3 separate regions of the Homo sapiens genome follow, and regions 1 and 2 are each linked to region 3. Evidence: chromatin contacts called from ENCODE Hi-C or POLR2A ChIA-PET data. All regions are on one chromosome and are shown on one strand. The core of a region is the stretch at or near the end of the contact, and the rest is flanking DNA. Distances in the headings are between cores, read along the strand shown. Region 1 overlaps ALKBH8 (alkB homolog 8, tRNA methyltransferase). Region 2 holds the start of RAB39A (RAB39A, member RAS oncogene family). Region 3 overlaps SLC35F2 (solute carrier family 35 member F2).

Region 1 (3,155 bases), core at 197-2,696, 250 kb after region 3:
AAAACCCAAATAAAAATGATTACAAGGCAAAACAAGTTAATATCTCATATAACAAGATATCTCAAGGAAGGCTGGTTCCAAAAGTTTTAACTTGTTGGCTCAGGTCGGTAATTTCATCAAGGAACCAACCAATTTCTTTCCATCTCAAATACTCAGTGCTCCCCTAACTGAGGATGAGCTTAGGGAAATATCCAAGGAGTAGGCTGCATCGGGTTATATGACAATAACATATACCTGTGAAGTCTACTAGGCTTTTGTTTTTAGGTAATCCTTCACTGATGAATTTGTCCTGCCGTAAATTGCAGCCTGCCTTTGCTGGCCAGGCATGTTTTGAGAGATGCCCTTGCTATAACCTTTTATGATAATAAACTAGTAATGTTGTTGGGCAGATAACTCAGTTCATCAAGTACCGTAAGAGTTGGTCAGCTGATAATGAAAATAACTATTTAATGTGCATCTCCCTAAAACCAATACCTAACTTCTATTATAAATAAGGAAGAAAACTTTTGATTAGGACTTATCTGGGAAAACGAAACTAAAATTTATGAAGATGATTTTTAAAGAAAAATTTTATTTAACAATTTTTAGGTTATATTACAACTATGTACTAATTTTTTAGAACAAAGAATGAGTCACGTGAACTTTGTTTTTGGTCTTGTTTTTCTGATAAAATATGGTAGCATGATAAAAATTCCTTTATTTGACTTTTATAGCTTGATTATAAAGAGTGCGTTGTTGTGTTATTTGCTTTATTTTTCTCTTCGTTGTGAAAGTCCTGACTCTGCCAGATTTTCAGATGTTTAATGGATTTGCATGTGATTTAAATGGTCCTCTGACATCCCTTTTATCAATTTCGGGAAGTCCATCTTTTGTGAGAATTGCAATTTCAATTAGTTTTGGGTTTGCATTGCACTGGCTAGTATTTATATAATCAACATTCACTGAAAGACTGACCAAAGGGATTACCATAATGGGCAGAGATAGCTGCTGATATTGAAGAGAGAGAGAGCTATTTGGGCAAGTACTAATTTTATGGAAGTCCGTTCATCAGTAAATATTTCTTATTATGATGACTTTTGCAACTCAGTGGGTGGGGATAATTGGATAGTTGGGTAGTAAAGACCCCATCTGCTGAATGTTTGCTATAGAAGGCCACGTCTTTCAGTATATTTCCTGCTCTCTTTCCAGGCTCATGCTTTCAGCAAATACCTGTTGAGTCCTGCCTGACTCCTATGTTGAGTCATAGGGTACTGAGTAAAAATTATTTATGCAGTATCTTGAAATACCTAGCTGAATGGGTTTTTTTAGTCATTGTTTTTTGTTTTGTATTCCCAGTCTGGTCAATCAGAATGACTCACAGGGTACTTCTGTTCTAAGAGTTTATTGTTTTAATGGACAAATGTTTCATTATTTTCAGATCTTTAGCACAAACTGGAAAAAACACCCAGACATTTTCTTTATACCACTTAAAACAACAATACAGTCTGGACCGCAGACATACTGGCTTCATCTCCAACCTCAAATTCAGCCCTCAATATTTGCCTATATAAGCAATGTTTACAGCCTCAGAAGCCAAACAATCTCTTCTTTTAGTTTTTATCTTGATTCCAGGCCCCATACTTTATTCTTATCTGAGAGTCCTTGGAATATTTTCATTTCCTGAAGTTCTGAAAAATGGATTGTCTCTGCTGTGTAGCTCCTCTCTCCTTTCTCTCATTCTTTATAGCTTATTTATGATTTTTTTACTCTGTCTCTGTAGTGCCTTTAGCATTAAAAAGATAGTGATCTACCATCCTGGTGGGTGTGTATTTCTCCTTCTTTGTGTGTGTGTGTGTGTGTGTGTGTGTGTGTGTGTGTGTGTGTGTGGTTTGTATCTAAAGCCATGGTGACTTCTGTATGGCTCTATATGTATATTGATGTAGATGTGGGAAAAGAGTGTAATTCTCATGTGGGTTCTTTAGTTGCATCATAGTATAATTAAAGTGGCATTGGGCCAATCTTCATTTTTCCTTTTATCCTGTGGGTCTCTAACATTCAAAACTTCTGGAGTAGACAAGTAGATCTGCTGGTTTGTGGGCCAGAAATAAATAAATGGTCTACCTTGTTTGATCATGTCATTTTTTATACATTGAATTCTATTTTTCACTTTTAAGCACTTTCCTTAGTAACTTAAGTTCTGAAGATTCTTCTATTTTTATGTAATTTTCTCATCTTTCAGGATCTCTTGGAAGCCAGCATTCTCTTTTGCATAAATTGGTCAAATAAGACTCAATGCTGACAGTTCTTAACAGGCACTCTTTATCTTTTTTCTGTGGAGTGGGAGCTTCTTTAGTCAAGCCCCTTCAATAAGGATAATGTCAAAGAAGTATACCTGTTTCAGCCAGCAGTCTGCTAACAAAGTCTGTTTCATGGCATGACATCATAAAATAGAACATGCTGCTGTATTTGGAGCCTTTGGAGTACTGATTCTTCCATCTTTTCAGTTAGAACTATGTGCATTTACTTTGTAGCAAGAAAGCAGCATTATATCACTCCATCTGGATTGTAGAACTAGAATAAAATTCAGAAAAATCAATAGAGTTCAGAAAACTACAGTAGAAGCCCGCTTAAGTGGTATAGATGAAACTACCAGTTGGCTGCACTTAAATTAGGGAATAGTCATAATAAAAGATATGTACATACTGCAGACATTTTAACACATATAAATTCACTCATCAATATTTTGTTGCGGGGCCAAAGTCTTTGCATCTGTGAGGGGCCACAGTCTGCTTTGTCTCTCCAATTTCATTTCTTTAAAGTGAAGCAAACGTTTAAAGACATGAAACCATCTGAATGTGGGGTTTTACATTTTGATGTTTTTGTTTCCAATATTTTATAATCAAATTTTCACATTTATTGGAACATTAAATTTATTTTTTGCCTTTATTGAGTCATTCTACAATATTCAACTTGGCTTCTATAGAAAAATGCTATCTTTTCTCGCTTAATTTTCATTCATTTATGTAATATTAAATTAAATAAAATAATTACAATGATAAGGGTAACTGGCACAGTGATTTGGGAACATACACAATTTGACTTGTTAAGCATATAGCTCTACTGGTGAGAATAGAAGTGCATGGACATATTGGAGAGTTGTCTATCATCAACAAATA
Region 2 (3,558 bases), core at 29-2,528, 130 kb before region 3:
TATTTACACAAGTCGCCTTTGTGAAACCCTTCATGTCCCCAGCGGATATTTAGGAGGAGACTATTCATTTGGATCCCTCCTTCTGTCTTTAGAAATATTATCACCCTGGAACGTTAAGTACTGATCATAAGCAAAATTAAAGTTCCTGGCGAATCTCAATATATGTCTTTTTCCCACCAAACATGACAAACTTCTAAAGACAACTCAACCCTTCACATACACACACACACACACACACACCCTCAGCTGTGCCAGTGTCCCTGATGTTGCATCTAGTTAACCTACAAGACCCATTCCCACGGGTCATGACCCAGTATTTCTGATGACCACATTCAGTGCTGTGAGGTGCCCAAACCATTACCGCATCCACCTCTCTGTGAACCATGCCCAGTGAGCTCATGCAGGAACCTGGGTTGGAGCGCTCCTTGCTGTGAAGCTAAAGGATCCATCACGAATCTGGGAACCCTCCCTCGCGGTTCTCCCCGGCCACACAGCGTGGGAGCCGCTGGGTTAGGGTAGGAAAAGGGGCGCCTGCTTGGAGGAGGGTGGTCGGGTCATGCTGTGCGCAGCCAGGGAAGCCGAGTTTGGGAAGAAGGCAGCCGGGGAGCCGGAGGGGATAAAAATACCCACAGGGGCTGAAAGAGTTGGGGAAGAGGGGGCGGCGAGGACGACCCCGGTTCAGGCGGGAAAGGAAAGATGGAAAGGGGGCGCAGGAAATGGGCGCCAAAGAAAGAAGTGAGAAATTGCGGAGGAGGAAGTCGTCCCTGGAAGAGGAGGGGCAAAGGGGAAGCGAGAATGGAGTGTTTGCACTTTCGAGAGGGAAGGGCCAGAGCCTCTCCCGACCAGGGCCGGCGGGGCGGACGCCTGGGGAAGGGGCGTCCGGGCGGGCTGAGGGGGCGGCGCGGTGCCCAAGGTCCCCGGGGTCCCTACCTGAACCGCTCCTGTCCCGCCGTGTCCCAGAGCTGTAGCTTGATCCTCTTGCCCGGCTCGATCTCCAGCAGGCGGGAGAAGAAGTCCACGCCGACGGTGGGGTCGCAGGCGGGGGAGCGCAGCCCGGGGAAGCGGCCCTGGGTGAAGCGGTGCAGGAGGCAGGACTTGCCCACGGTGGAGTCCCCGATCACGATGAGGCGGAACTGGTAGATCCAGATGGTCTCCATCGCTCACGTGCCCCGCTGGCTCCCGGGCCGCCCCACCCGCGGGCTAAGTTCGGCGGCGGGAACTGTCCTTTCAGCACCTCGCGGGCGCCCGCCCGCCGCCTTCCAGCATATTCCTGCGGCTGCGGCCGCCGCCTGGTGCCCGCCCTCTCGGGAGAGAGAGGCGGGGCCAGGCCCGGCTAGGGGCGGGGCCTCTGGACGGGGGCGGGGCGGGGGCGGTGGCGCGTGGGAGGGGGAAGCAGGTTTGCTGCCGCGAACTCCCGCCCCTGACCGGCTGCAAATCACTCTCCCTCAACGCTCACTGGGCGCCGGCAGGAAAGTGGGCGTGGCGGGAAGACGTGACAGCAGCAACAACCAAGGAAAATGAAGCAAGGTCTCAACTCCGGGAGGGTCAGCCAATGAAAAGTGAGAGTCGTTTTCTTACAGGCGTCAGGGCGGGTTGGTCAGATTAGGGCTCTGATTTTGGAAGTCCCTGAGGCCATAACTTGGGTCATTGCTTTGATTCCTCTTTTTTTTTTGTCCCCCAGGCTGGATTGATGTGGTGAGATCTCGGCTCATTGCAGCCTCAAGCGATCTGCCCACCTCAGCCTCCCAAGCAGCGGGGACCACGGGTGTGAGCCATCACACCTGGCTAATTTTCTTCTGGGTTAAAAAAAAATTTTTTTTTTAGAGATGTGGTCTCGCTATGTTGCTTAGGCTGGTCTCAAACTCCTAGGTTCAAGCGATCCATCCACCTCAGCCTCCTGAGTAGCTGGGACTACAGGCGGGGGCCACCACATCCCGCTAATTTTCTAACTTTTTGTAGAGATGGGGTCTTGCTGTGTTGCCCAGGCTGGTCTCGAACTCCTGACCTCAAGTGATCCTCCAGGCTCAGCCTCCCAGTGCTGGGATTACAGGTGTGAGCCACCACACCCTGCTTTCTTGTCTTGATGAGAGCCACCTCCAAGGCATTTTAAGGTGAAGGAGTTTTGGGCAGGATTGAAATAAATTTGCACAGCCAGTTCTGGGTGCTTCTAGCAAGGGCTCTGGCTGTTGCTGCGTGCTGCCACTGTCTGTTCTTCACTGCTATGAGTACCACAGAAGAGTGAGAAACGCCAAGTATCATCCCCATACCCTCTGGGGCCCTCCAACCCTGGGGACAGTGGCAAAAAAAAAAAAAAAAAAAAAAGCCGGGGAAATGTTGAGAAGCTCATGAAATTTTCAGCTCTCCTTGGTCTCCATTGTTTAAGTCAGAAAAAAGCGAACAGGTGGTCTCTTAGCTCATGTCTGATTAATGATGTAAGTAAACAAAGCAGAACTTAAATTCTGGTGAGATCTTACTACTTTCTTGTGCCTTTCCTCAAATTGAGTAATAGTGACGTCAAGGTTTATCTTTAAAAAGTGAAACAGTTTAAAAGTGTGTGTTAGGCCGGGCGCGGTGGCTCACGCCTGTAATCCCAGCACTTTGGGAGGCTGAGGCGGGTGGATCACCTGAGTCAGGAGTTCGAGACCAGCCTCAACATGGAGAAACCCCGTCTCTACTAAAAATACAAAATTAGCCGGGCGTAGTGGTGCATGCCTGTAATCTCAGCCACTCGGGAGGCTGAGGCAGGAGAATTGCTTGAACCCGGGAGGCAGAGGTTGTGATGAGCTGAGATCGTGCCATTGCACTCCAGCCTGGGCAACAAGAGCGAAACTCCATCTCAAAGAAAATAAATAAATAAATAAAAGTGTGTGTTTAGGCCGGTCGCAGTGGCTCACGCCTGTAATCCCAGCACTTTGGGAGGACGAGGCGGGCAGATCGCCTGAGGTCAGGAGTTCGAGACCAGCCTGGCCAACATGGCGAAACTTCGTCTTTATTAAAACTACAAAAATGGCCGGGTGCAGTAGTTCATGCCTGTAATCCCAGCACTTTGGGAGGCCGAGGTGTGTGGATCACAAGGTCAGGAGTTCAAGACCAGCCTGGCCAAGATGATGAAACCTCCTCTCTACTAAAAATACAAAAATTAGCCACGCACGGTGGCAGGCGCCTGTAATCCCAGCTACTCGGGAGGCTGAGGCAGGAGAATCGCTTGAACCTGGGGGGCAGAAGTTGCAGTGAGCTGAGATGGTGCCACTGCACTCCAGCCTGGACGACAAAGCAAGACTCCTCGTCTCAAAAAAAAAAAAAAAAAAAAAAAGCTACAAAAATTAGCCAAGCATGGTGGCACATGCCTGTAACCCCAGGTACTTGGGAGGCTGAGGCAGGATAATCGCTTGAACCCGGGAAGTGGAGGCTGCAGTGAGCCGAGATTGTGCCATTGCACTCCAGCCTGGGCAACGAGAGCAAAACTCCGTCTCAAAAAAAAAAGTGTGTGTTTACCAAAACAAAATTTTCAACAATTCCACTTTTTTCTTGTGCACATCCCAAATTCTTATATCGATA
Region 3 (3,373 bases), core at 178-2,677:
GGATTATACTTTGAGAACCCCTGCTTTAGAAATACCTCTTTTCAGCCTGGACAACATGGTAAAACCCCATCCCTACAAAAAAATACAAAAATAATGAGCCAGATATGGTAATGTGCACCTGTAGTCCCAGCCACTCCAGAGAGAGACTGAAGTGGGAGGATCACTTGGGGCCAGGGAGGTCGAGGCTGCAGTGAGCCATGATCTGATCACACCACTGCACTCCAGCCTGGCTGACAGAGCGAGACCTGTCTTTTCTCAGTGTGCCTTCAGTAAAGGATTGTTGACCTGCTTCCTATTTTCTTGACAGTCATTTGAGCAGATAGTTAGAATGCTGGCTGTTACCTGATAATTTTAGTTTCAGTAGAGGTTATTAACTATCTTTCTTCGTCCTTGTAGAATTTTGTATCCAGACAAATCCTTATTTATGCTATTCCCAGAAGTCGGCCATGAACTCACAACACTTAGCTGAATTACTGATACATTAAGCTCAGTGGATTCTCAGAAATTTCTGCTTAAGGAGTGTAAACCTTTGGTTTGCAAGGTTACATGTGAAGGAACCAGCTGTTATCTTTGCAGACTTGCTGGTTAAGGTATTCCTGAACTAAGACTGAAGGAGTATTTATAGCTTACTAGTAACATCATTAAAAAAAAGCCAGGCCGGGCGCAGTGGCTCATACCTGTAATCCCAGGACCTTGGGAGGCCGAGGCGGGCGGATCACGAGGTCAGGAGATCGAGACCATCCTGGCTAACACGGTGAAACCCTGTCTCTACTAAAAATACAAAAAATTAGCCGGGCATGGTGGCATACGCCTGTAATCCCAGCTGCTCAGGAGGCTGAGGCAGGAGAATGGCATGAACCTGGGAGGCAGAGCTTGCAATAAGCCGAGATCACGCCACTGCACTCCAGCCTGGGCAACAGAGCAAGACTCTGTCTCAAAAAAAAAAAAACAAAAACAAACAAAAACAAAAAAAAAGCCAAAGTGTGCCGGGCACAGGGGCTCACGCCTGCACTTTGGGAGGCCAAGGCGGGCAGATCACGAGGTCAAGAGATCGAGACCATCCTGGCCAACATGGTGAAACCCCGTCTTTACAAGTACAAAAATTAGCTTGGAGTGGTGGCGTGCATCTGTAGTCCCAGCAGGAGAATTACTTGAACCCGGGAGGTGGAGGTTGCAGTGAGCCGAGATCATGCCATTGCACTCCAGCCTGGGTGACAGGGTGAGACTCCGTCTAAACAAACAAACAAAAAAAGTAAAATAAATAAATAAAGTCAAAGTGAATCAGAGAAGTCATCCTGATGGGTGCAGATTTTTTTCTGAGAGCCAAATTGTCATAGACTACAATGTCAGCCTTAAGTTTTTCTGTGATGCCGTGGCTGCATTTCATCTGGCCACCACTAGGGGTGCTGGTGTTTCTATATAGCAGTTGCAGGCCAGTTGGTGGCCGGCTTTGGCTTCAACTGCTTTCAACTTTAAAATGAAAAATCCCTTTCTTATGTCATTTTTTGGCCACATAACTTTAAACTACTATTCTCAGAATCAGAGCATGCAGTTGATAAATTCCTTTCCAGTTATTTTGTGTTCCTTTGTCCCTGAATGTCTAATAGTACATTCTTAGATCAGATTTTTACTATTTTTGGTCAAATGTTTCAAGACTTACAGAGCAAAGAGCAGGTCTTCTGAAATCTTCAGAATAAATTACAGAGGTAGAAAAAACTCAGAGCATAATGAAGACACCTAGCACTTTAGAAGTAGTTTGTTTTGTTTGCGACAGAGTCTCGCTCTGTCACCCAGGCTGGAGTGCAGTGGTGTGATCTCAGCTCACTGCCACCCCTGCAGTCTGGGTTCAAGCAATTCTTGTGCTTCAGCCTCCTGAGTAGCTGGGATTACAGGCACCTGCCACCAAACCCGGCTAATTTGTGTATTTTTAGTAGAGACGGGGTTTCACTATGTTGGCCAGGCTGGTCTCGAACTCCTGACCTCAGGTGATCCGCTTGCCTCTGCCTCCCAAAGTGCTGGGACCACAGGGCATGAGCCACTGAGCCTGGCCAAGAAGTAGTTTTTAAAGGCAGATTGTAAGCTTGATACACTACCAGTTTTAAAAACTGTGTCTAAAATAACTTTGGCTCTAATTTTTTGAAGCAGACAGTTGAAAAAGAGGCTCAGAATTTTTTACGCTCATCCGTGTCCCTTAAGCACTCTGCCTCTCCTGAAATTGATCTTGAGTGAATATTTGCTGAATAAAGTAATCGCAAGAAACTTCCTGTATAGATCCAGACACAAAGAATTTTACAAGACAAAGAAGTAAGCGCCTCTAATTCAGGAGACTTAATCTCTTTATTAGTCTCTCCATCCTAATAAAAGTGACTCCATTTAATCACCTGCCTTCTTAAGAGAGACATGATAGTTTTTCTTCTGAACATTTAAAAGCCACCAAACCAAATATAACAGGTTTTGAACAAGTTATATAGGTGTTTTCACAGGTAACAGTAAACATTTTATGGGACAGCAAGATTACCTTTCAAAATACCAACTTAAGGCTGGGCGCAAGTGGCTCACACCTGTAATCCCAGCACTTTGGGAGACTGAGGTGAGTGGGTCACTTTAGTTCAGGAGTTTGAGACGAGCCCGGCCAACATGGTGAAACCCCATCTCTATTAAAAATACAAAAACTAGCTGGGCATGATGGCGGGCACCTGTAATCCCAGTTACTTGGGAGGCCGAGGCACAAGAATTGCTTGAGCCCAGGAGGTAGAGGTTGCACTGAGCTGAGACTGCACCACTGCACTCCAGCCTGGGTGATAGAGCAAGACTCTGTCTCAAAAAATAAATAAATAAAAATAACAAAAAAAAATAAAAAATACCAACTTAAAAAGTTTAGAGTACTCCAAACAGCTCTAACTTCCCCTAATATTCTCTGAATCAATTTTTTTCAACAAACATTTATTAAACACCAGCTATGTGTTGGGCCCTGTGCTATGTATTAGATCCAAGAATGAAAATCAGTGGTAGGAAATTATAGTTGTCTGCTTAGCTTGACATTATTATTGGTTTTGCATTATCATTTAATCCAGGAAGCATTTTCCTGTCTTGGGGAGGGCTGTGGCTATTACATTCCTTAAGGAATTCTTAAGGTTTAACGTTAAGAAATAATTGAGCATCTATAACAAGTTAGCACATTAAAGCTGTTGGTGACCCAAGGAGCCCACAGCTGGATGTGACCAGCAATCTACTTAATACTCATTTCAAAAAATTACTTAGTTTTTTCTTTTACCTTTGGGAGTGTATCTTGCTTTTTTTTAATTTTTAATTTTCTTTTTAGCGATAGGGTCTCACTATGTTGCCCAGGTTGGCCTCAAACTCCTGGGCTCAA

The links. A loop is a pair of places that touch in the nucleus more often than their neighbours do. ChIA-PET counts read pairs that join two places held with the same protein, here RNA polymerase II (POLR2A). Pooled maps may share reads with other maps.
Region 1: a loop to region 3 is called in a map of endothelial cell of umbilical vein, with 3 times the contacts of the local background. The contact joins two enhancer-like sites. A Hi-C loop is called at or near these places in 1 of 168 maps with a recorded cell type or tissue (endothelial cell of umbilical vein) and 7 of 50 pooled maps. POLR2A ChIA-PET finds 5 or more read pairs at or near these places in 1 of 52 experiments (BJ).
Region 2: a loop to region 3 is called in a pooled map, with 4 times the contacts of the local background. The contact joins the promoter of RAB39A here to the enhancer-like site in region 3. A Hi-C loop is called at or near these places in 4 of 50 pooled maps. POLR2A ChIA-PET finds 5 or more read pairs at or near these places in 3 of 52 experiments (GM12878, WTC11 and activated CD4-positive, alpha-beta T cell).

What each region holds. Positions count from the first base shown.
Region 1 is chr11:107,543,527-107,546,681 of GRCh38, reverse strand. The region is part of intron 7 of ALKBH8 (alkB homolog 8, tRNA methyltransferase); the gene reads left to right. Among named protein-coding and RNA genes, the nearest start is that of ALKBH8, 21 kb to the left of the region's middle. Within about 2 kb of position 1,446, at least 4 of the 41 ENCODE cell types and tissues checked have a DNase peak (open chromatin) inside an H3K27ac peak, as active enhancers do.
Region 2 is chr11:107,926,168-107,929,725 of GRCh38, reverse strand. It overlaps RAB39A (RAB39A, member RAS oncogene family), which reads right to left and starts at 1,278. Exons shown (of 2, transcript NM_017516.3): 1 at 931-1,278. The coding sequence starts at 1,157. RefSeq lists silencers at 803-1,022, 1,053-1,542.
Region 3 is chr11:107,797,470-107,800,842 of GRCh38, reverse strand. The region is part of intron 7 of SLC35F2 (solute carrier family 35 member F2); the gene reads left to right. Among named protein-coding and RNA genes, the nearest start is that of SLC35F2, 60 kb to the left of the region's middle. Within about 2 kb of position 1,427, at least 2 of the 41 ENCODE cell types and tissues checked have a DNase peak (open chromatin) inside an H3K27ac peak, as active enhancers do.